2 separate regions of the Homo sapiens genome follow, and region 1 is linked to region 2. Evidence: chromatin loops called from intact Hi-C (ENCODE). Cell type or tissue: psoas muscle. All regions are shown on one strand. Links, peaks and the distances in the headings refer to the core of each region. The heading gives the core; the rest is flanking DNA.

Region 1 (11,940 bases), core at 2,105-10,104, 62 kb after region 2:
ATTTATGAATATAGAAAAGGAGGGGCTAGAATGAACCTTGTGGTATTGGATTGGATTGGAGTTTATGATGAACTTATGGTTTTCAAACTGGATGGATGGATGGGTGGTAGATGGATAGATTAGATAGAGAAAGAAGATGAGAATCTAGAGGAAGGAAGAAAGAAAGAAGGAAGGAGGGAAGGAAGGAAGGAGGGAGGGATGGATGGACGGAAGGAAATACAGTTGACCTTTGATTCATCAGGGGTATGAACTGCAGGGGTCTACTACACATGGAATTTTTTCAACCAAAGCAGATTATTCATGGGATGTGAAACCCATGTATATGGAGGCCAATTTTTTGTGTACTCAGGTTCCACAGAGCTCACTGTGGGACTTGGGAGGCAGTCTGGAACAAATCCTCCATGAATACCAAGGGACAATTGTAATGCATATATACACCCTAGACACACATGCACACATTTTCTATCTCTTTCTTAGCCCCAGTTTTTTTAAAAGACCGTTTTTCACCAAAAGGAACCAGAGCTCCTTGGAGAAATCGCTGATTCCAGGGCAGGGGCTGAGAAAGTTCAAGATGAGCCTAGAACCTCTTATGCCTGAAAGTAGAGACCTCTTATGCTGAAAGATGACTGGGACACACCAGTAAGACCCAGGAGCCAGACTGAAGGAGCATTCACTTGCCAGATATGTGGCTATTTGAGTATCAAAATAAAAAATGATAGGAAGGCATACAATCTACTGAAATAATAAGAATCTATAAGTCTACTCTGATATAAATAAATTAAAAGATAAATAATAAGTGGAGGGGAGAAGAAAAAGTTACTCCTTACAGTAGAACCTCACAAGTGAATATGGAAGAAATGATGGTTCAGAAAAATCTGTTTGGCAACCATCAAGTAAATAATTGATTCAAGGCCAGGCACGGTGGCTCACACCTGTAATCTCAGCACTTTGGGAGGCCGAGGCGGGTGAATCGCCTGAGGTCGGGAGTTAGAGACCAGCCTGGTCAACATGGAGAAACCCTGTCTGTACTAAAATACAAAAATTAGCTGGGTATGGTGGTGCACACCTGTAATCCCAGCTACTCGGGAGGCTGTGGCAGGAGAATCGCCTGAACCCAGGAGGCAGGGGTTGCAGTGAGTGGAGGCTGCACCACTGCATTCCAGCCTGGGTGATAGAGTGAGACTCTGTCTCAAAAAATAATAATAATAATTGATTCAAGCAGCCAGGCACAGTGGCTCACGCCTGTAATCCCAGCACTTTGGGAGGCAGAGGTGGGCGGATCACAAGGGCAGGAGATCAAGACCATCCTGGCTAACATGGTGAAACCCCATCTCTACTAAAAATACAAAAAAATTAGCCGGGCGTGGTGGCGGGCGCCTGTAGTCCCAGCTACTTGGGAGGCTGAGGCAGGAGAATGGTGTGAACCCGGGAGGTGGAGCTTGCAGTGAGCTGAGATCGTGCCACTGCACTCCAGCCTGGGCGACAGAGCGAGACTGTGTCTCCAAAAAAATAAAAAATAAATAAAAATAATAATTGATTCAAGCAAGAATCATTCATGGATACTAAAACTAATAGATTAAATTTCATGAGAAATAGATTTATCTCCCCATAAGTGCTTATTAATTACAAAGGCAATTTAGTGGGAAAACCCAGCACAAACCACATAACCCTGTGGGTCAAAGTTAACATCCCTGATGTCAGGAGACAGCACTGCCTGCCTCCCGATGTCAGGCCCTGAGGTCACAATATCGCTTCCATGTATTCCTGCTAGAAATGCACCCCTGAGTCTTATAACGGGGGTATCTGATTATCTAAATTGAGGGACATAGGACAAAATAACTGCCCCTGCTCTTCCAAAAATGTCTGGATCATGAAAAACAAAAAGACTAAGAAACTGAACCAGATTAAAGGAGACGAAGAAGCCGTGACAGCTCAATGCATCAGATGATCCTGGATTTGATCTTAGACCAGAAAAAAAGAGCATTATTACTAGGACAATGGACACAATTTGAATACACTCTATAGATGAGATCTGGGGTTGGCAAAGTTTGGCCCTTGGGCCGAGTCTGGCCTGCTGCCAGTTTTCGTGCCGCATGAGAGCTAAGCATGTTTTTTTACATTTTAAAGGGTCAGAAAAAATTTTAAAGAATAAAATTTATATGACACTTTGGGAAAGGCAAAACTATAGAGAGAGTAAAAATACCGGTGGTTGCCAAAGGGTTCGGGGAGGGGAAGGGATGAGGGATGAATAAGTGAAGCACAGGGGAATTTTTAGGGCAGGGAAACTGTTCTGTGTAATGCTGACATGGTGGCCACAAGATGCGATGCATTTATCAAAACCCACAGAATGTACAGCACAAAGCACGAACCCTAACAGAAGCAGTGAGCTGTGGTTAATAGTCCTATACCAAGACTGCTTCAGAAATCGTAACAAATGACCACACCACAGCAAGATGTGAATGATAAGGAAACTGTTGGGGAAGGGGACATATGGGAACTCTTTCTGCACAATTTTTCTGTAAACCTAAAGTTGCTCTAAAAAAAATAAAAAAGCCTATTAGTTAAAAGGAATATATTGTGATACACAAACATTATGTAAAATTCAAATTTTTATGTCCGTAAATGTTGAGACACAGGCATGGCTGCCTTTGCCCTCGGACGGCAGGTTTGAGCAATTGAGCACAGAAACCATACGGCTGCAGAGCCTACAGTATTTACTCTCTGACCTTTTATAGAGAATTCTGCTGACCTCTGGATTAGATAATAGTGCCATATCAGCCGGGTGCGGTGGCTCACGCCTGTAATCCCAGCACTTTGGGGGGCTGAGATGGGTGGATCACAAGGTCAGGAGTTCGAGACCAGCCCAACCAACGTGGTGAAACCCCATCTCTACTAAAAATACAAAAATTAGCCGGGCATGGTGGTGCACGCCTGTAATCCCAGCTACTCAGGAGGCTGAGGCAGGAGAATCGCTTAAACCTGGGAGGCGGAGGTTGCAGTGAGCTTAGATTGTGCCACTGCACTCTAACCTGGGTGACAGAGTGAAACTCCATCTCAAAAGAAAAAAAAAAGCATAAAATAGTGTTGTAACAAGGCTGTTGATTTCCGTGATTGTACTATAATCAGGTAAGATAAACCCTGGGTTTTAGGAAGCTACACAGACGCATATAGGAATACAGAGACATTAGGGCTGCAGCTCACTCTCAACTGGTTCAGAAAATAATGATGGATAGACAGATGGACAAAACATATATGGTAAAAAGTGAACCTTTAGGAAATCTGGGTGCTGTGTGAAGGGCATGTAGGAATGCTTTGTACTCTTCCTGTAACTTTTCTTTAAGTCTGATATTATTTCGAAGTAAAAGGTTAAAAAGAAAAAAGTATTATAGACCTTACAACCAACCAGAACATGATTTGAATTTCTGGTTTGCTTGCTATGTGGCTTTATAGCAGTGGTTTTGCCTTTCTGAGACTGTGTCCTCTTGTCTGTGAGGAAGGACTTCTTCTCAGCTTTGGAAGGCTTGGATGAGATCACGAACCTAAAATGCCACTCATAGCACAAAAAATTGGTGTGAATTCCAGGTGACCAGTTGAAACATCTACCTGGTGCCTGCAGAAACACTGTTCGCAGACATCTGCTTGCTGTGTCGTCCACGTGAGTCGGTGTCCATCCTCTGAAATAGCGGCAGCACTTCCCAGTAGCAGACCCTCTTTAGGGGCAGGTGACTTATGGTCAAGGCTGTGGACACTCTCCACCAAGAGCCGCTCCACACCCAGTTGTAGAAAAATGGACATATTTATGAGATCTGAACAGCCTGAAAAGGGGGGTGAGAAGATCTTGTGGAGGATCCGGAGACTCCTGGCGGAGGAGTGGGGACAGATAGTCTGAGTACTGGTGTGCAGTGGCGCAGTGAAGGCTCGCCGTCAGAGGCAGGGATCTGCCATCAGGGCTACCGCTGAGGTACAGCCACAGAGGTGGCTGTGGGCACCATGAATATTTCTCTCTATGCAAGCTTCTTTGCTCATCTGTAAATTCTGTAATAGCACCAGTTTAAGATAGAAGGCAGTGGATGCGCAGGCATCTAGTATTTATGGTGAAGTGTCAGGGTAAGAAACAGTGGCTTGTATTCACTTTGATTGGATAATACAGACCAACATTAGTAAATGCTTGACTTACCAAAAAGGAGCCTCATTCTGAAAGCTGAATCCACTGGGCTCCTTGGGAGCCATGAAATGATTTATTTAGCAGCAATGTGGACGCTCTTATGCTGGACGTGGGGAAGATTAGCCAAAAACGTAAGAAGGGCAGGTATGCCAGGAGCTACGGAAATGAAGCGGGTGTCTCTAACAGAGGGCCTGACCCACAGGCATCTCTCTGCTTCTGGGGAGCTCCAGTGGGAGGATTGTGATGGCTCTGCTCTTTGAACAGTCCCGATTCCCGTGTTGCCTCCTACTGAAACATTCATCCTGTTCTACACCAAGAGCGGAAAGGGGATATGATTTAAAGCATACCAACAGAGTGCATTGAGGAAAGGGCAGGCCGTAGTGTCAAATCCAGAATAGAATGGAAGAATATATCAATAAAACTGTTCTATTATCTGCCTGGGCACACCTCTGACCAACAGTGTTTCTAAGCAGTCACCTAAACAAAGTCAGCCGAAGAGCCAGTTCAACCAACTATGTGTAGCTTTGCTGAGTAGGTTCAGAGACCCTAGAACTGGAAGTGAAGATTCTGCATCCCCCATTGCTAGTGTCACTTACAAGGTTTTTAGCCCAGATAGAGATCACCTTAGTGTGTGTAGGTAGAAGTGATGAGGGATGGGTACAGAGAGGAGAGGCATCACGTATAGAATTTTTGAGGAGTCGTAAAACACACACATTTGTCCCCACCATTCCATTCCTTCCCTCTGTCTCCCTGACTTCCCTCCTTATCCCCAAGAGGAGGAGGTAAGGGGAGGCGCTGCTTGTCTTCTGGCAGCAAGAAGTTCTAGGATCGACATGACAGGGACCACTTTGCAAATTCCATCATATTTCATTTTTACTGACACTGCACAAAATGTTCCATTTTATAGGTGACTGGAGAGACTGAGAGAGATGGATTCCCTTACTCCATGTTCATATCAACACTGGGATTCGAGTCCAGATCTGTCCCGTTCCCTGTCTGAGTCTCCACTCTGCTGTGATGTTTCTAAAGTTCCTTGGGAACCTTCCTGTAGCTGCCAGGAATAATATCCCCAGGGTCCCTGGCTAGGACCCTGCAGTGTCCTGGGGCAGCCACCTCAGCTTTGTGCCGTGGACCCTGCCGCCAGTTCAGAAGTCACCTGTCAGAAGTCGGGCCTCTTCTGCCCCTGACTGTGTCCCCATGCGTTGCACAGCTGTCTCATGGGCCTCACTCCATTTTACGGTGGAGGCGTTTTTTAGCAGAAACCACTGTTCATTTCCTTTCAAAAAACAATCTTGTGCATTCCTGCCTAGAAAGTAGCTTAAAAAAAATCAATCGTATTGTTAAAGTGTGACTTTAACAAAAATGAAATATCTTGATATTTTAGCGTTTTAACTTTTTAGAAAGTGCTACTCAGATGTAATGGTTGGTTTTTACAATGTAATATGTGTTAAAAGTAGTTCTGAAATGAAGTTCGGCACTGCTTCCTTTGAACTAAGCAGAGGGCAGCAGGGTTATGAACAGTGGGAATTCATCTTCCAGTCAGCTTTTTTAAAATGAAAAATAACTTATGAACCTTCAATGTGTGACTGCCTGGGGCCCCCTTCTCCCTCTTCCTCGCCACCTCCCATTGGCTTTCTTTTTCACTCATGAGAGTGTGTGTCTCTCTGTAAGCTAAGAACAGGGTCAGAGCTGAGAAAACTGGGGGGTAAAGAAGATAGCAAAGAGAAGCACAGACTGGTGTCAGGCCAGGACCATGAGCTGAGGAAGCCCTCCAGGCCCGAGGGAGACTTCGAGGTCGCCTCACACCCACCCCATGCCAGACTGCTGCAGGGCACGATGCCTCAGACTTAGGAGGGTTTGGGGTGTGTTTTCCAGAGAAAGACTTTACAACATCTTTTAGAAAGGGAGGCCAGTCTGAGGTACAGCCCAGCTTCCAGAGGCCAGCTGCTCCCAGTGGCAGACTGCCAGCCCTCCGTGGCCTTGGCCTGTGCGGCAGGGAATGAGCCACGGGACAGGTATGGCAGCCTGGGAAAGCTGCCTGCACTTGGCCGCCCTTTCTTTGCCAATCTGTGCTGGAAAGGAGATTGCTCCACCAACTAGTGAACTGGCAGCTGCAAGCTTAATCCACTGATAGGTTGGGCTTAAATAAATCTTTTTTTAATAGGATTTATAAAATGAATGCACTACAATTATAAAAATATTGGAAAATTCAGTAAAGTATAAGAGAGAAATAAAAATCACTTGAAATCTTACCACCCAGAGATTATATAGAACAACATAAAGGAGACATTTAAATCATCATATAATTCTACTTCCACACTTCCACCTTTTTTTTTTTTTTTTTGAGATGGAGTCTTGTTCTGTCACCTGGCTGGAGTGCAGTGGGACAATCTTGGCTCACTGCAACCTCTGCCTCCCAGGTTCAAGCCATTTTCCTGCCTCAGCCTCTCGAGTAGCTGGGACTACAGGTGCGCGCCACCATGCCCAGCTAATTTCTGTATTTTTAGTGAGACAGGTTTCACTCTGTTGGCCAGGATGGTCTCGATCTCTTGACCTCGTGATCTGCCCGCCTTGGCCTCCCAAAGTGTTGGGATTACAGGCGTGAACCAACACGCCCGGCCTCTTCCACCTTCTTGAGATAACCACTGTTAATATGTGTCCTTCTTTTTTTTTTTTTTTTTTTTTGAGACAGTGTCTTGCTCTGTTGCCCAGGCTGGAGTGCAGTGGCATGATCTTTGCTCACTGCAGCCTTGAACTCCCTGCCTCAAGTGATCCTCCCATCTCAGCCTCCCAAGTAGCTGGAACCACAGGCATGTACCTCCATGCCTGGCTAAATTTTTGTATTTTTTGATAGACATGGGGTTTTGCCATGTGGCCTAAGCTGCTCTTGAACTCCTGGGCTCAAGTGATCCACCCACCTCAGCCTCCCAAAGTGCTGGGATTACAAGCATGAGCCACTGAGCCTGGCCCCTGTATTTTTCTATAAATACATATCGTATATAAAGAGAATCATTCTACGATACTGTTTTTAACCTTCTTTTTCACTTTTTAACAATATAATGTCTATAATTATATATCTACATCATTGTAAGAGCTCCAAAATAAAAAATTTTTAATTATCAGAAAAATACTTTGTAAAATATATCTGTGTTTTCTAAAAAGAGAGAAATTCTAAAAGAATATACACTTTTAATGAGAAGTGGGACTTACCTAGATGACTTATGTTCTACTTAATATTTTTCTATATTTTTCAAATATGTTCACTCCCCAAGGTAACTGCAGCTATTATTTTGGTATATTTCCTAATAATTTTTGTTTTTTTTTTTTGAGTTGGAGTCTCTATGTTGCCTAGGCTGGAGTGCAGTGGTGTGATCTCAGCTGACTGCAGCCTCCGCCCCCTGGGTTCAAGTGATTCTCCTGCCTCAATCTCCCACATAGCTGGGATTACAGGCACCCGCCACCACACCCGGCTAATTTTTTGTATTTTTAATAGAGATGGGGTTTCACCATGTTGGCCAGCTGGTCCCGAACTCCTGACCTCAAGTGATCTGCCCGTCTCGGCCTCCCAAAGTGCTGGGATTATAGGCGTGAGCCACCGCGCCCGGCCATAATTTTTAAAAGCATACTTCAAAACATGATTGGACTCACGCTGTCTGTAGGATTTTGCATCCTGATTAAATCACCTAAAAGTGTCCGGTGGTCATCTGCCCACATTACTGATGACCACATGATGGGCTTTCATGTGGGACTGCTGTGGGTTTTTTAATTCTTCAACAGTGGGCTGTTTGGATTATTTCTGATTTTTCACACTGCATCAGTAATGCTGTGGTGAACAGTTGAGCCCCTGAATTATTTTGTGTCCCTGTCTGAGTCCTCCTCAGGCTTCAATTCTGTAGAAATACAGTCCCCGGGTCAGGAAGTAAACCATGTTTAAGGCTATCACTGGGTCTGAACAGACTGGTTTCAAGAATTTCTGCTCACTTGTTAGTATCAGATAAGCTGCTCACTAGTTATAATGAAATGGGTACTGCAAATAACTATTGTTGATTGTCTTGTTTCTTTTTATTTTATTTTATATTTATTTATTTATTTATTTATTTATTTGAGACGGAGTCTCGCTCTGTCGCCCAGGCTGGAGTGCAGTGGTGCAACCTTGGCTCACTGCAATCTCTGCCTCCCGGGTTCACGCCATTCTCCTGCCTCAGCCTCCCGAGTAGCTGGGATTACAGGCACCCGCCACCATGCCCAGCTAATTTTTTTGTATTTTTAGTAGAGACGGGGTTTCACCGTGTTAGCCAGGATGGTCTTGATCTCCTGACCTCGTGATCCGCCTGCCTCGGCCTCGCAAAGTGCTGGGATTACAGGCGGGAACCACCACGCCCGGCCAATTGTCTTATTTCTTTTTAAAACGGACCTTTTGGTCTTATACTTAGAAGTTCTGTATTTATGAATAGTCAATTACAATATTATATCTAAATGTAAAAATATGCTTTTTTCCAAAAAAAATTCAAAATAAATTTTAAATCAAAAGGTTACCCAGCCTGGGCTCTACCAAACCCTGTCTCTACCAAAAAATACAAAAATTAGCCAGGTGTGGTGGTATGAACCCATAGTGGTCCCAGCTATTCAGGAAGTTGAGGTGGGAGGATCCCTTGAGCCCTGGAGGTCCAGGCTATAGTGAGTCACTGCACTCTAGCTGAGATGACAGAATAAGACCCCATCTCAAACGAAAAAAAAAAAGAAAGGTTACCCATCATATTAAAGTTTTAAAATAAAAGAAAAAAAATCTTAATATAGCCATCATTAACATTTTGTCTAATCTCCTTCCTGCCCTTTTTGAATTTTACATACTTGGAATAAAAGTATATGTAGTTTTTGGCCAGGCGTGGTGGCTTACACCTGTAATCCCAGCACTTTGGGAGGCTGAAGCAGGAGGATCGCTTGAGGCCAGGAGTTCAAGACCAGCCTGGCCAACATGATGAAACCTCGTCTCTACTAAAAATACAAAAATTTGTTGGGCATGGTGGTGCACACCTGTAATCCCAGCTATTCGGGAGGCTGAGGCAGGAGAATTGCTTAAACCTTGGAGATGGAGGTTGCAGTGACCCGAGATTCATGCCACTGCACTCTAGCCTGGGCGACAGAGTGAGACTGCATCTCAAAAAAAAAAAAAAAAAAAAAAGCATCTATAGTTTTGTATGCTGCTTTTTAATTTGACATACCAATGCAAGCCTTTCTTCCACGTTGCTATATAGTCTTCAGAACTATAATGATTTGATTACAAATTATTCCATTGACTTAATTTATCAGAATTTATTTAACCATTTGTTTATTAACAGTGAGGTTGTTTCCATATTTTTACCTTTATAACACTGTTGTGAATGTGGACTATTTTCTTAGGTTCAGATCCCCGAAGTGGATGGACTTGGTCTGAATTTACGTTTTTGTTCATTCGGATTTTTCATTAATTCATGCTGGCCTGTCTTAGGTTATTCCCAATCATTAAAGCTTAATCTTAAAGGACCATGTGACAATCAGGACAGTTCCATTGGCAGAGCCTCCGTGGCTACTGGGCTGTCCTTAGTAACCAAAGTGGTCAGGAGGCTGTCTCATTTGCAGAGTGACCCTTAGGAGGCTCCAAATGTTTCAGACTCAACACAAGAGTACAAAACAGAGCGCTTTTCCTGAGTGCCGCTTTGGTTCCACAGTGAATGCACTCGGCTGCCACTCACAGAAAGCTTTTATTCCACAACCTTTGCCAGCAAGGAAGGAAAATATACAGAAGCAGGGAGGTAATCATTATGGAACCCCCCTCCTTTTTGTTTTTCCTTTTTCTTTTTGTAAGGACATCATCCGCTAAGGATGGAAATGCATTTATGGTTTCTCCTTTCTGCTAAAGCAAACTCAAGCAGCTTCATTTTCAGAAATGCAGAATTGACAAGGTTTATAAATGCTGCTTTGTTGACTGTGAGCCATGCGGTTTGGCCCCAGAGTTATCTCAGATAGCACAAATAAATCTGGCGGCCTCCAGTTGTCTCAAACTGAGCATTAGCTCCTTCCCCGGTTGTCTCCCTCCTTGCAGAATTTCCTCTTGGCCTTCAGCACAGACTCCCTCTTCTCATTAATATGCCCTGTTAACTGCTGCCAAACCTCTAGCAGTTTAGTGCATATGTTCCCTTAATCATTTCTCTTTGTTCTAGAAGTCTGTGTTTGGTTTCTGAACCAACCTTTTTCCTGCCCCTCCCATCACTGTCCCTGGCTATAGCCCATGACTGTCTACCGTCTACATGTTTATTTACAGAACATCCTAGATTGCTTTTGCGATCTGCTCACAACACGCTAAATCATCCCCTCGGCCCCTGCCCCATCACCTCGAGAGCCCTGGGCCTTAGGAAGCCAGGTGGAGGGTTGCTGGACCCTCTAGAAAACAGAGGTGCCTGAAAGACAATGTTAACTCCCTGCACAGACAAAGACTCCTTCTTAGATTTTCTGCTGGTCCAACACAAGAAAAGGACGCTTTCTTCTTGGACCCAGTGGCATACAGCACACTCGATCTCAATGAGTTATTCATGGCGTCCAAGAGAAATACTTCTGAGCTGTATTTCATGTGAGATGGAGTGGGCCTGGCACATGGGCGGCGAGGCCAGCCTGCTCGCCGAAAGCGTCCTGTGCCTGTTCCAGCAGCCGTGTGGGAAGACAGCTATCTCAGCAGCTGAGCCCCTGCCCTGTGTGTCCTGAGGTCTTTTTAACACGTGAAGGGTCTTCTGGGCTCCTTCTGTCCCAACTGAGGCCTGCATGCGCCGTCAGACGGAGCTCTGTGAGCCATGGGTGCACAGTGGACACAGTGTTGTTTCTCTCTGCTTTTAAGTATTTTTCTTCTCTTACCGAGTTCCAGCCATTTGTAAAGTTCCACCCAGTTTCTGTAGCTGGGAGGGGAGGATGATAAGCTTCTCAGCGTGGTCTTTCTCTAGCGCTCCTTTGTCCTCAGCAGGACCACTGTGGAAGCCTGGAGACTTATTATTAGAAACTTTATGTTATTACAAAATGCCATCCCTTCCGCATCCCTGTCCTGGCTGCTCCCCTCCTTCCAAGAAAGAAAAGAAAAGAAAAAAATCAAAGAGGCCCCCTCATCTGCACTGACAAAGTGGCCAAACCTGATCTTTGCTCTGTTGATGAATCCTACCTCGAACCGCGCCTGCGCAGCACCTGATCGGCAATTCCTGGGCACGTAGAGAGGAACTGTCCTACCACGGGGTTAAAATAGGGAGAGCGCAGCTTGCAGGAAATTCTCAGAGTGGGAGTTTTTGTGTGATTTTTTTTTCTTTCCTTTTTTTGAAAAAAAGTTAATATCGACTCATTTGGTGGGGATGTAATGCCCTTTTCTACCTATCCCCCAAAGGAAAGTTTGTATTCTTTTCAATGAAACCATTTTAAAAGCAGGACTGAAGCCGAAAACGATGCAGAGTTCTCCTGCGTCCTCAGAAGGTGTGGATTTATTTACCATAGTTAAATCATAATTAGTTCTCAGGGGATAGTGTGTCTTTTAAACGGCTTTATTGCCACCATATTGGTTTTCTGAATAATCAGAAACTTCTGTTATGATTGTGTTCTAGTGTTCAAACAGAAGTGCACCCTAAGTAGGAACAAATGTCAGGAATTGCTAGTTGTCACTTGAAGAAGGTACATACATTGGGGGTGGGGGGAGAAAGAACTTGGCAGGATATTCTGATGAAATAGAATCTAACCAAGTCTTTAATAAATGGAGTAACGGCTCA
Region 2 (11,940 bases), core at 1,643-9,642:
TATGTGGCTTCTAGATCACGTGGCAGAGGCCATCGTCCTATCCTTTACACAGACCTCACATGACCATAGCATTTTACTCTTAGAGCAGTAATAATAAATAATGTACTCGTGGTTTGGGCTATTTATTATCGCATTTCATGAACTCTGGATCTTGACACACATTGTAAATTGTCTCTACTATTCGGACAGTGGTTTAGTTTTGTTTGTTTTGTTTGAAGACAGACAAATTCCCCGAAAAGCCAAAAGAATATCCTTGGTTAACATATTTGACCCATTAAAACTTAAATATAAGCCAATTCGGTTGAAATATTTTTAGCAAATTAAGAAATACCTTTAATTTATGGCTGTAAGATGGAAAAGAACTAAATGCTTCCAAAAGGTTTTTTCACGCCTAAGTCCCTGTCGTTTTAAAATTTAAGGTCATTTTAATTTTTTAATTGAGGTATAATTTATATACTATAAAATACCCACCCCAAACAGTTTCATCTTTATATTGTTGTCCCACCCCTCTTTGAAAAAACAAAAATCCTCATGGATTTTTCTTCCACTGAAGATTACAAATTTAATCTAAAAGCAATATTGTGGCCTGGTGCTGTGGCTCACACCTGTAATCCCAGCACTTTGGGAGGCCAAGGCAGGCAGATCACCTGAGGTCAAGAGTTCAAGACCAGCCTGGCCAACATGGTGAAACCCCATCTCTACTAAAAATATAAAAATTAGCCAGGCGTGGTGGTGGGCGCCTGTAATCCCAGCTATTCGGGAGGCTGAGGCGGCAGAATCTCTTGAACCTGGGAGGCGGAGGTTGAAGTGAGCCAAGATCACGCCATTGCACTCCAGCCTGGGCAACAAGAGCAAAAAACTCCATCTCAAAAAAATTAATTAATTGAAATAAAATAAAAGCAAAATTGTAATTTAGTCTCATCATATAGGAAGATTACTTTATAATCTTTATAATGACGATATGTCACTACTTAGTTTTAAAATATGGGAGACATTTATTATTTTTGTGGCTCATGATTTCACTATAAGAGGTCCAAAAATATTTCAAAGGAAACCATTACTATAAAATTTCTTCAGATGAATCCTTTTTTAGATACCTGAATATTTTTCCATAGAGGATATTTTTGGAGTCCCCATCAATAGTTATGAAGGCAGTACTTCAACACTAAAGGTAGACTGAATTATTATTTTAAAAAAATTTTTTTAAATATTCACCTACCTTTTCTAATGATAGGTTATTTTTGTATTTAGGAATAGTAATTTTTTTAAAGCCAAGTATAAATGTTAGGCAATATGGCTATTTCATGTAGTTCTATGATTATGTAAAAATTAGCAATAAAGCTTCTACTAGGATAAGTAAAGTTACAAGATGTTACAAGCTTCTCAAAGAAATCCACACATGCTTTTCCTGTTTGTGAGCTATTTAAGGTACATCCTTAACCTTTATTATGAGTGATGGAGCCATAGTGAAGATTAGTTTGTTTATGTTTTGAAGTTTTTCTTGCTCCTTGGAAAGCACTTCCAAAATTGTGCTAACAAATTACAAGTAGGCCATTTATAAGCTACATAACACTTTTGTTATTACGTCATCTTGGCCTCCAGCGAAATAAATGTTAACGTTAGAATTTGTCATTTAAGTTCACAGGCAGCATCATGTGGCTCTCTGGAGTTTTACTTGTGTTAATGTAGTTGGGTTGGAAAATGATCTTAGGGATCCATATTTGGGTTTGAAGGTTCTTCTGTCTGAAGACATTTTGGAATTTTCAGAAACATGTGTGTAGGATATTGCCAGTGAGCTGGACCATCTTCTTAAGAACTTTTTGACTGTTGGGATGTCTTCTGTGATGTGCCTGTTAATTTCTTTTGCCTGTATTTTGTGTGTTGGCTTTGAAGTTCTTCCTTCTGGCATATATCTGGTCCCCTCTCAGGTCATCTGCTGCTATCTGCTCTCCCTCAGTCCTTTCTTCCCTGGGCTACCACCTCTCCCGTCTCCCTTCTTTCAAGAATTACACTCCATCAGTGAGCAAAGCGTACTTATGTTTATATCTAGAAAGAAAAGCAAGTTCTTGCAAAAATAGTGAGTGGTTACAGTGTGTGTGAGACATTTCAGAGTCAGGCCTCTTCCCAGGCTACCTCCTAGCATGTGACTCCAAAGAAGATGGTCAGCAGTTTCAGATTCATTTCTGAAAGTGAGCCATTCACGTTGGACTGGATCCAGTATCCACTAAACCAACACGGAGAAGTGTGTCATTTTTTCATGAAGTGGACATGCTAATGCTGTCCATTGACCTCTCGTATTTTTCAGCCGTGTGTATTTGCACAGCAATTTCATATGTGAAGCAGTGCCTGTGTTTAATCCCATTTAATCTAATTGTAGAGAACAAATGCTTAGATTGCTCTAAAGACGGGAGGTTGGTCCCTGTTAACTGTTTAAGTGATGCTCCTTTGCTGCTCCAAAAATTAGAGTAATATATCTGTGTATCTGGAATGTACGTTTCTTGGTGCTGCTGTAACAAATTCCTGCAAACTGGCAGCTTAAAACAGCTGAAAATAATTCTCTGTCGGTTCTGGAGGCCACAAGTCTGAAATCAAGGTGTCAGCAGGGCCACACTCCCTCTGGAGGCTCCAGGGGAGGCCCCGTTCCTTGCCCCTTCCAGCTTCTTGTGGCTTTAGGCATTCCTTGGCTTGTGGCTATTTCACTGCAATCTCTACCCCCGTCTTCATGTGAACTCCTCTGTGTGTGTGTGTGTCTTCTCCTTTTCTGTCTCTCTCTTTTTTTTTTTTTTTCTTTTGAGACGGAGTCTCGCTCTGTCGCCCAGGCTGGAGTGCAGTGGCGTGATCTTGGCTCACTGCAAGCTCTGCCTCCCGGGTTCACGTCATTCTCCTGCCTCAGCCTCCCGAGTAGCTGCGACTGCAGGCACCCATCACCTCTCCCGGCTAATTTTTGTATTTTTAGTAGAGACAGAGTTTCACCGTGTTGGCCAGGATGGTCTCGATCTCCTGACCTTGTGATCTGCCCGCCTCGGCCTCCCAAAGTGCTGAGATTACAGGCATGAACCACTGCACCTGGCTAAGATTGTAATTTAATTCTATTCTATCTGCAAAGACCCTTTTTCCAAGTAAGTAAACATTTACAGAATGTGGGTACTAGGAGTTGGTTGTGGGGGTGTGTGTGTGTGTGTGTGTGTGTGTGTGTGATCATTCACCCCACTGCAGAAAGAAAGAAAACTCCCATTGTGACCAGCTACCTGGTGGCAGGAAGGGCAGAAGGGCAAGAGGGCAAGGGAATGTAAGTGTCTAGTTTCCTGGGAGGGTGGAGGCTGCGTCCCAGCGTTGGGCTCCAGGTGAGCTCAGAATGTCTTCCTCTGCTGCTTTGAAATCCAGTTGCTGCCTTGGTTACACTAGTCAACCAAAAATGGGATGAAATGACCTAAAAAAAATAGTTTCTAAATATTATCCGGCTTAAAAATTGGCCTGGATTTCCCTTTTACTTAAGAAAGAGGAAAGAAAAACTTGGGAAACTTATCAAGTGTATAAATGGTCATTACCTAAGGATTATTCAGATATTGGCTTCAGGAAACATATTTATTTTGTTTTCAATGTGTATTTTGTTGCCATTTCTTCCCCTCTCCGCTGTAAGAACTTGGTTAGCTGCAGAATGCATCAGAGTATCAACAGGGGCTGGGCTGGACCGAGCCCACCCAGGCAGGAGTGGCTTTCATTACTTGGCTTGATACAATGTTCATGATTGCAGCCGACTTGCAAATTTCCCTAAAATTCACTCATTTCTTCATGTTTGACCACTGTGCATCTTACTAATCCTTATTCTTCTATGGGCCAACCTTACTAAGAAAATAATTTTTTTAAGTATAATTATATTCCTGCTGCTAATTTTGTGAGTTTGATATTAAAGAGTTATAGATAATAGTACCCACTAGATAAGTTAACATTAATTCCCTCTTGATTAATAGTATTTTCACAAGGATTTATAATTCAGACACTTTCATTCTGTTTGGACTTTTTCCTACTTGACGTGGACATGGCCAAGATGAAGTTTTTTGTGTGCTGTATTTTTAAATGTCTAAAGTAGAAAGATGATGTGTAGTTGGGGATTTCGAGTTGCCTATTAGCAGAAGTTTCTATTTAAAAGGATCCCCACTTATTAAAACTTTACAGTATAGCATATAGTTTGTATAATGCTTCAGGTTTTCACAAAACTTTTATAAATAGCTTTCTGAACAATAAGCAGGTCAGGTCCCAATACCAAGAATGTCAAATGCCATGCAGTTTTTTATTTGTTTGTTTTGTTTTTTGAGACGGACTCTTGCTCTGTTGCCCAGGCTGGAGTGCAGTGGCACAATCTTGGCTCACTGCAACCTCCGCCTCCCAGGTTCAAGCGATTCTTCTGCCTCAGCCTCCAGAGTAGCTGGGATTACAGGCACATGCCACCACGCCTGGCTAATTTTTGTATTTTTGTAGACATGGGGTTTCACCATGTTGGCCAGGCTGGTCTTGAACTCATGACCTCAGGTGATCCACCTGCCTCAGTCTCCCAAAGTGCTGGATTACAGGCGTGAACCACCGTGCCCAGCCGCCGTGCAGTTTTTATATGTTTATTGACATTCAACAGGCAATTTTGGTCCAGTTCTGACTACATGAGAAAGAAGCTTAGATCATGCCTTGACACTTACCGCCTTAAAAAAAATTCCCTGATGAGCAGTGATGGTGAGCATTTTTTCATGTGTTTTTTGGCTGCATAAATGTCTTCTTTTGAGAAGTGTCTGTTCATGTCCTTTGCCCACTTTTTGATGGGGTTGTTTGTTTTTTTCTTGTAAATTTGTTTGAGTTCATTGTAGATTCTGGATATTAGCCCTTTGTCAGATGAGTAGGTTGCGAAAATTTTCTCCCATTTTGTGGGTTGCCTGTTCACTCTGATGGTAGTTTCTTTTGCTGTGCAGGGAATTGAACAATGAGAACACATGGACACAGGAAGGGAAACATCATACTCTGGGGACTGTTGTGGGGTGGGGGGAGGGGGGAGGGATAGCATTGGGAGATATACCTAATGCTAGATGACGAGTTAGTGGGTGCAGCGCACCAGCATGTCACATGTATACATATGTAACTAACCTGCACATTGTGCACATGTACCCTAAAACTTAAAGTATAATAAAAAAAAATTCCCTCAGGATTTTCACTGTCCTGGTAAGCAAATAATCATCCTGTTGCAGCCCCAGGGTAAGTGTAGCTCTTGCTCCTGTCTTGCAGTGGGAGAGGTGACTGTGGAAGGACATCGGCCCTTACCAGTATGGAGCTGTGTAAGTGGGGCCGTGTTCCAGAATAGTTTTGTCACAGTGACTAGGAGATTTTCTCGGGGGACTTTTGTGGGACTCTGCTACGAATACAAGCAAACCGTAATAAGAATGAAGGTTCGGACGTGGCACTGGGGATAGGAGTGGGGAGAGACCATGAGCAGATTTGCATGACATTCTTGGGTAAGGTGATGTGTTAGTTGTGGGCAGGGTGGTGGTGGGGTGTAGAAGGCCACTCTAAGCCAGGGGACTCCTGGTTTGATTTTAAAAATGGGAATCAGGTCTTTGTGGGTATTAAGAACACACAAAAGGGCCCATGGAAAGAGCATCACCTCTGACATGCCCGAAGGAATGTTCTCATGTCTAAAATTGTCTAGGTCCTCCTCATTGCTCACAAAACATGACATCTTCACAGAGGCTAATTAGACTACTCCATGGCATGCCTACTGGGGACAGCTGATCCAGGGTGTGTGGCAGCATCTTACTCCTGTGACAGCTGATTCTGCCCTGGATTGGGAGAGGTGCCCAGGGCCATAAACTCGGGAGAGCAGGGAGGCTGGGTGTGGCCTGCCTGGGCCAGTGAGAGTGGAGCTCCTCCCCAGAGTCTCACAGTGAGTAGGATACTACCCTGCAGCCCAGAGCTGCTGTCTGAACTATATTTGGATTTACAGGCTAGGGAGGGACAGAGTGATAAAATTACTGCTTCCAACTGTGATCTAGAGAAATTATGACTTCATAGTCCAGCTTTGACATATGCTCTGGATTTCATCTTACTGCTAATAAAATACATTTTAGTTGTCATTTGGCTTTAATCAAGTTTTTGACCCAAAAGGTGATAGTTATGATTATTGCTTTTGCCGCCTGATTTCTGTGGGGTTTGTATAGGCATATTCGTACTGAAAAGATCCTTGGCTCCATAAAACTCTTGACATAATGTGAAATTAAAATCTTTATGACTGTATTTAGGAAAGACTAAACCATCAGTGACTTTACTGATCATCTGAATCAGACGTCTTGGAATCCCCCATTTACTTTAAATCTTAGAAGCAGTTGCCTGCTCTGCTAGAAATGGCTCTTCCCCCAGCCTGTGGCTTTTGTCCGGCCAGGACATTGGGGAATGGGTGAGATGAGGCTGAAGACCCTCACCTGGGAATCTCGAGAATCTTCTGTTCTCGAGAAGGCTTCTAACAGGTGTCAGAGTGCTTAGCCTAACTCCTGACCCCCCACACTTCCTGCTGCTCATTGCTTTCTCCAAAGAAGTTATTCTCATCTTTCAGCCTAAAAATGTATTTTTGACCTCAGAATAGGATGCCTTAGAAGTGTCTGCTGGGGCCAGGTGTGGTGGCTCATGCCTGTAATCCCAGCACTATGGGAGGCCGAGGCAGGCGGATCACGAGGTCAAGAGATTGAGACCATCCTGGCCAACATGGTGAAACCCCATCTCTACTAAAAATACAAAAATTAGCTGGGCATGCTGGCATGTGCCTGTAGTCCCAGCTACACAGGAGGCTGAGGCAGGAGACTCGCTTGAACCCAGGAGGCAGAGGTTGCAGTGAGCCAAGATCGTGCCACTGCACTCCAGCCTGGCGACAGAGTGAGACTCCGTCTCAAAAAAAAAAGTGTTTGCTGGAAGAGTCTCTTCATACACAGCCTCAATCTGTGGGACCACTGAAAGCAGCCAGACAGTGTCAGGCTCGGCCACCCCTGGGCTCAGTCACTCTTGGGATTGGCCTCTCTGGCGCTTGGCCACTCGCCCACCTGGCTACTTTCAATGCTTGGCCCATCTTGGTCACACTTGGACATGCTCATGCTGGTGCTCAGTGACATTCCCTTTTCTCCCCTCATGCACACTCCCACAGACTCCCACACACTCACAAGGAGAAAAGAAGGAAGTTCACTTCCACATTTGGAATCTGGAACCTCATTACCTCAGTGTGTAGAACTTAGGTGAGTATAGTGACTCCCAGTATTCATGAAGAGCTGCAGTGTGTCAGGGGATAAATACAGCTATCCTTCAGTATCTGTGAGGGATTGGTTCCAGGACCCCGGCGTACGCCAAAGTCCGTGCGTACTCAAGTCTGGCAGTGAGCCCTGTGGAACCCTCGCCTAGGAAAAGTCAGCCCTCTGTACATTACAGGTTTTGCGTCCCACCAATACTATATTTTCAGTCTGCGTTTGGTTGGAAAAGAATCCACGTATAAGTGGACCCATGCAGTTCCAACCTGTGTCATTCACAGGTCCACTGTACTAAATTCTAGCAAATCCTCTTCAATCCGGGCAGTTGTGTAAAGGAGAATCATCTCTTCCCAAAACTCACGTCCATAGCTCGTGAGCAAATTTTGATCGCAGGAAATATTTTCAAGCTGCAGTTGTTCCAGTAGTCATTTTAGTTGGGAATCTTTGGCTCCTTTACCACTTGCTTATGTTTGAACTTCTTCATTTTATCTGATTTATCCCTCCCTGGTTTGACTGATGCCTTATCCTCTTCTGTTTATTTGAGGTATTTCCACAACTTATTCTGCCTTTACTGAATATTAAAATCTCCATACAGAGTCAGTGTCCAAATCAAATATATATATATATATATATAATTTTTTTTTAGACAGTCTCCAACTCTCTCCCTCAGGCTGGAGTGCAGTGGCATGATCTTGGCTCACTGCAACCTCCACCTCCCAGGTTCAAGCAATTCTCCTGCTTCAGCTTCCCGAGTAGCTGGGATTACAGGTGCATGCCACTACATCTGGCTTATTTTTGTATTTTTATTAGTGGCAGGGCTTCACCATGTTGGCCAGGCTGGTCTTGAACTCCTGACCTCAAGTGATCCACCCACCTTGGCCTCCCAAAGTGCTGAGATTACAGGTGTGAGCCATTGCACCCGGCCAATCCTAGCACTTTGGGAGGCCTAGGTAGGAGGATCACTTGAGCCCAGGAGTTCAAGAACCAGCCTGGGCAACAAAGTGAGACCTCATCTCTACTAAAATTAAAAAAAAAAAAATTTAGCTAGGCATGGTGGCATGTGCCTGTAGTCCCAGCAGGTTGGGAAGCTGAGCTGGGAGGATCACTTGAGCCTGGGAAGTCAAGGCTGCTATGGACTGATTGTGCCACTGTACACCAGCCTGGGTGACCTTGCCTAAAAAAAAAAAATGGTCTTCTATTTTTGGGTGCTGTGTGGCCTCTGTCTCATGGTATTCCCTTCCTTTGCCCTTCTAGAAGCTGGAAAATAAGGAACAAGCTCTTCATTCTCCTTAGTTGTCTAAGCAGTGGAACCAAAAGTGTGGTGCTAGAGAAGGCAGCTGTGCATCTGAGGCTCCTTACAACCCTTTGAAGGTTCAGGCTGTGATGAGGGCTGCCTTTGGAGGGAACATCCTTTTTTGTACCTACCTTCAAGGACACATTTTACTGACTCTTGAATTAGCATGATATTGCTAAATGAGAGAAAGTAATTCCAAGATCATGTTTTAAAGAAAACAGTGAACAAAGAGTTAGGGAATGGCCTCCCATGTCAGAGCTGAGGCTTTGCCTTGGACTAGCTGTGTGACTTTGGGCAAGTCACTTAACCTTTCTATGCCTTATTTTCCCTATCTGTAAAGTGAAGATACTGTGAGTGTCATTGTTGTGAGTATTAAATGAGCAATGGCTGTAAAGTGAACAGAACTGTGTCTGGCATGTGCTAATCTAGCCTAGACTGTGAGTGAGGTCGGGAAGCTGGAGCCCTCTTGTACTTTACTGTTTCATTGCTCACCAGCTCCCTTCCAACCCTTAACTGAGTCTCATGTTAAAGAGAAAAGCTTCAGAGTTGTGTGATCTATATTAGAATCTTCATCGAGATTCTCTGTGCTGTGTAATTTCACCTGCTGAGATTCTGGCTATGTGCATAGTCAGGGAAATCTTTGTCTTCCTTTTCTTTCCATCCTCTTCCTCCTCATCAGCCATCTCTTCTACCTTTTTGCCCTTTCGTTAGGTTATAACTTGGAGCACATACAGCCAGAGGACACTTGCCCAGTAATAGGACAGAGGAGAGGCGCCGAGGCATATCTAGCCGCAACCCACCCGGCTGGCCTTAAAGGACCAGGCCTTCAGTATCTAATTGAACCTAAATGCCAATTTATGTGCAAGAACACATCCTTCAGGGAACTGAAAGGATTTTTTTTCCCCTTCCACCGTGGTGATGGAAAGGCTGAAAATCTGAGCTGTGAAAGCTTAGCTGTGCCCTGTGTCCTGGGCTCCTTGTCTTGTGTCTAATCAATGATCTCGATGCTATTAGCTCAGGGCAGGTCATTAGGGAGCATTTCTAGCGAAATTGCTCAGAGCCAGTGATTTAGAACCAGTTCTGAAACTGAAATATAGGAAATTGTATTTAAAAAAAATTTTAAATATATTCCCTTCTACTCATAAAGGAGACCTAACCCTAAACCACTCCATACCTAAATAGAATATTTTGTTTCCAGATGACATAGCTGCTGTGATACAATAACTTTATTTTGATTGATTTATTGTTTTAGAGTTGGAGTCTTGCTCTGTTGCCCAGGCTGAAGTGCAGTGGCATGATCTTGGCTCACTGCAACCTCCACCTCCCAGGTTCAAGTGATTCTCCTACCTCAGCCTCCTGAGTAGCTGGGACTACAGGTGCATGCCACCACACCTGGCTAATGTTTTTTGTATTTTTAGTAGAGACAGGGTTTCACCATGTTGGCCAGGCTGGTCTCGAACTCCTGACCTGTAGTGATCTGCCCACCTCGCCCTCCCAAAGTGCTGAGATTACAGGTGTGAGCCACCATGCCGGCCCAGTAACTTTATTTCTATATTCTGAGACATGTAATTTATTTCCTTCCCTTTGGCTACCCTCAAAGATTTCTATGTCTTCCCACTTCCTTGAACACTTTCAAGAGAGCTTTAAAGAAACGTTTTGCATAACTTGTCATGTCCTTATTTAGCCATATGAGAGAGTTAATTGTAATCAGGAGAACCCTACATCTCTTATTTGATTTAATATCAGGAAACAATGTTAAAAAAAATAGATTGGAGCTTCTACTTGAATAAGGCCATGGGATCACGTGTTGAGTTTATCTTCTCCCCTTCTTAAAACCCTCCGAAAAGATTATACAAAACTAATAGTTAAACATCTACAACATCAAAGGAAATAAAGGTGGTTATCAGCAGATAAGATTTAAACCGAATTTGGGGAGATGAAAAGCAGGTGGAGGATGACAATGATGAAGCTGCCTTAGGGTGATTCCTCCCTTTAAAGAAATGGAATGGCTTTCTGGGGATAACTAGGGTAGATACCTCAGAGTAAAAGCCTCCTCATCCTGGATGTAGGGATCACCTGTGTCTACCCTTTTTTTTTTTTTTTTTTTTTTTTGAGAGAGGGTCTCACTCTGTTGCCCAGGCTGGAGTACAGTGGCATCATCATGGCTCACTGCAGCCTCAACTTCCAGGGGCTTGTCCAGAGTTGTTGAGACTACAGATGTGTGCCACCATGCCCTGCTAATTTTTTAAACTTTTTTTAGAGACAAGGTTTCGGGTTTCATCATGTTGCCCAGGCTGGTCTCGAACCCCTAGGCTCAAGCGATCAGCCCACCTCAGTCTCCCAAAATGCTGGGATTACAGGCATGAACCACCGCACCTGGCCCCTGTCTCCACTTTTACTAAAGTGAAACCTGTCTATTGACAAGCCCTATGTGCTACACAGAGCTCCCTGCTGCTAAGTCTGTAGCTACAGATACAGAGAAAGATATATTCTGACAAGAAACACGGGATCTCTGAGTCTAAGAACAAAGCACGCATTCCTCGCAGAGCTTTTTAATGCTCCCGTTACCACAGGACTGGATGGGAAAAGGCTGATGTTACTCTGTGTGTTATCTTGCGAGGGCTGCTGGGACAAAGTACCACAGCCTGGGGTAGCTTCAACAACAGACATTCATTTCTCCCAGCTCTGAAGGCCAGAAGTCCAGGATAAGGTGTCAGCAGGGCTGGCTCCTTCTGAGGCCGTGAGAGAGGCTCTGTTCCGGGCCCCTCTCTCTGGCTTGTAGAGGCTGTCGTCTCCCTGTGTGTTCCTGTCACCTCTCCTGTGTGTGTGTCTGTGTTCAAATGTCCTCTTCTTACAAGGACACGAGTCATACTGGATTAGGACCCACCTGAATTACCTCATGTTAACTTAATCGCCTCTGGAAAGACCCTGTCTCTAAATACAGTTCCATTTTGAGGTGCTGAGGTTGAGGACTTCAATATCTGAATTTTTAGGGGGACACAGTTCAGCCTCTAACCCTGTGCATGTGCAGCCGGGTTGTACTACAGGAGAGGGTCCCTAAACCATCAGACGTGAGCTCATATAGTGTAGCTGCGTGCCTGCCCCTCCTTCCCTCTGCGGGAGAGGGCCGGGGAGAGGGGCTGGCTTCACTCTGGAACTTAAGTAAGTCCTCTCTGGGAAGGGAATAGAGTGGGGAGATCTCTCAGGTTTTTTAGTATCTTGAAATAAAAGCAAATTACATGAGGGAGGAGACAGGGTCTTTTTTATTTTGATACTAGAAACATCTTCCATTGGATGGCACCGTGAACCCATTGAGAAGGAAATGTAATCCTAACAAACTAGGATTATAAATGTCTGCATAGTTACAAATATCTGTAT

What was found. Peaks named below come from ENCODE experiments on the same cell type or tissue, not always from the same donor. Only the 100,000 strongest peaks of a DNase experiment are listed, where the experiment ranks them.
Region 1: it touches region 2 in a loop (2.0-fold over the local background); 7 of 110 quality-filtered maps call a loop at or near these places.

The regions. Positions count from the first base shown.
Region 1 is chr21:36,767,549-36,779,488 of GRCh38, reverse strand. The region is part of intron 6 of HLCS (holocarboxylase synthetase); the gene reads left to right. LOC105369305 (a long non-coding RNA gene) reads right to left here and starts at 1,602. Exons shown (of 2, transcript XR_937700.3): 1 at 1-1,602. In psoas muscle, for the core only: no CTCF peak of the experiment used is centred there; a DNase peak (open chromatin) is centred at 6,148; H3K27ac peaks cover 718 bases.
Region 2 is chr21:36,829,556-36,841,495 of GRCh38, reverse strand. The region is part of intron 6 of HLCS (holocarboxylase synthetase); the gene reads left to right. Among named protein-coding and RNA genes, the nearest start is that of HLCS-AS1, 130 kb to the left of the region's middle. In psoas muscle, for the core only: no CTCF peak of the experiment used is centred there; a DNase peak (open chromatin) is centred at 5,855; H3K4me3 peaks cover 426 bases; H3K27ac peaks cover 1,674 bases.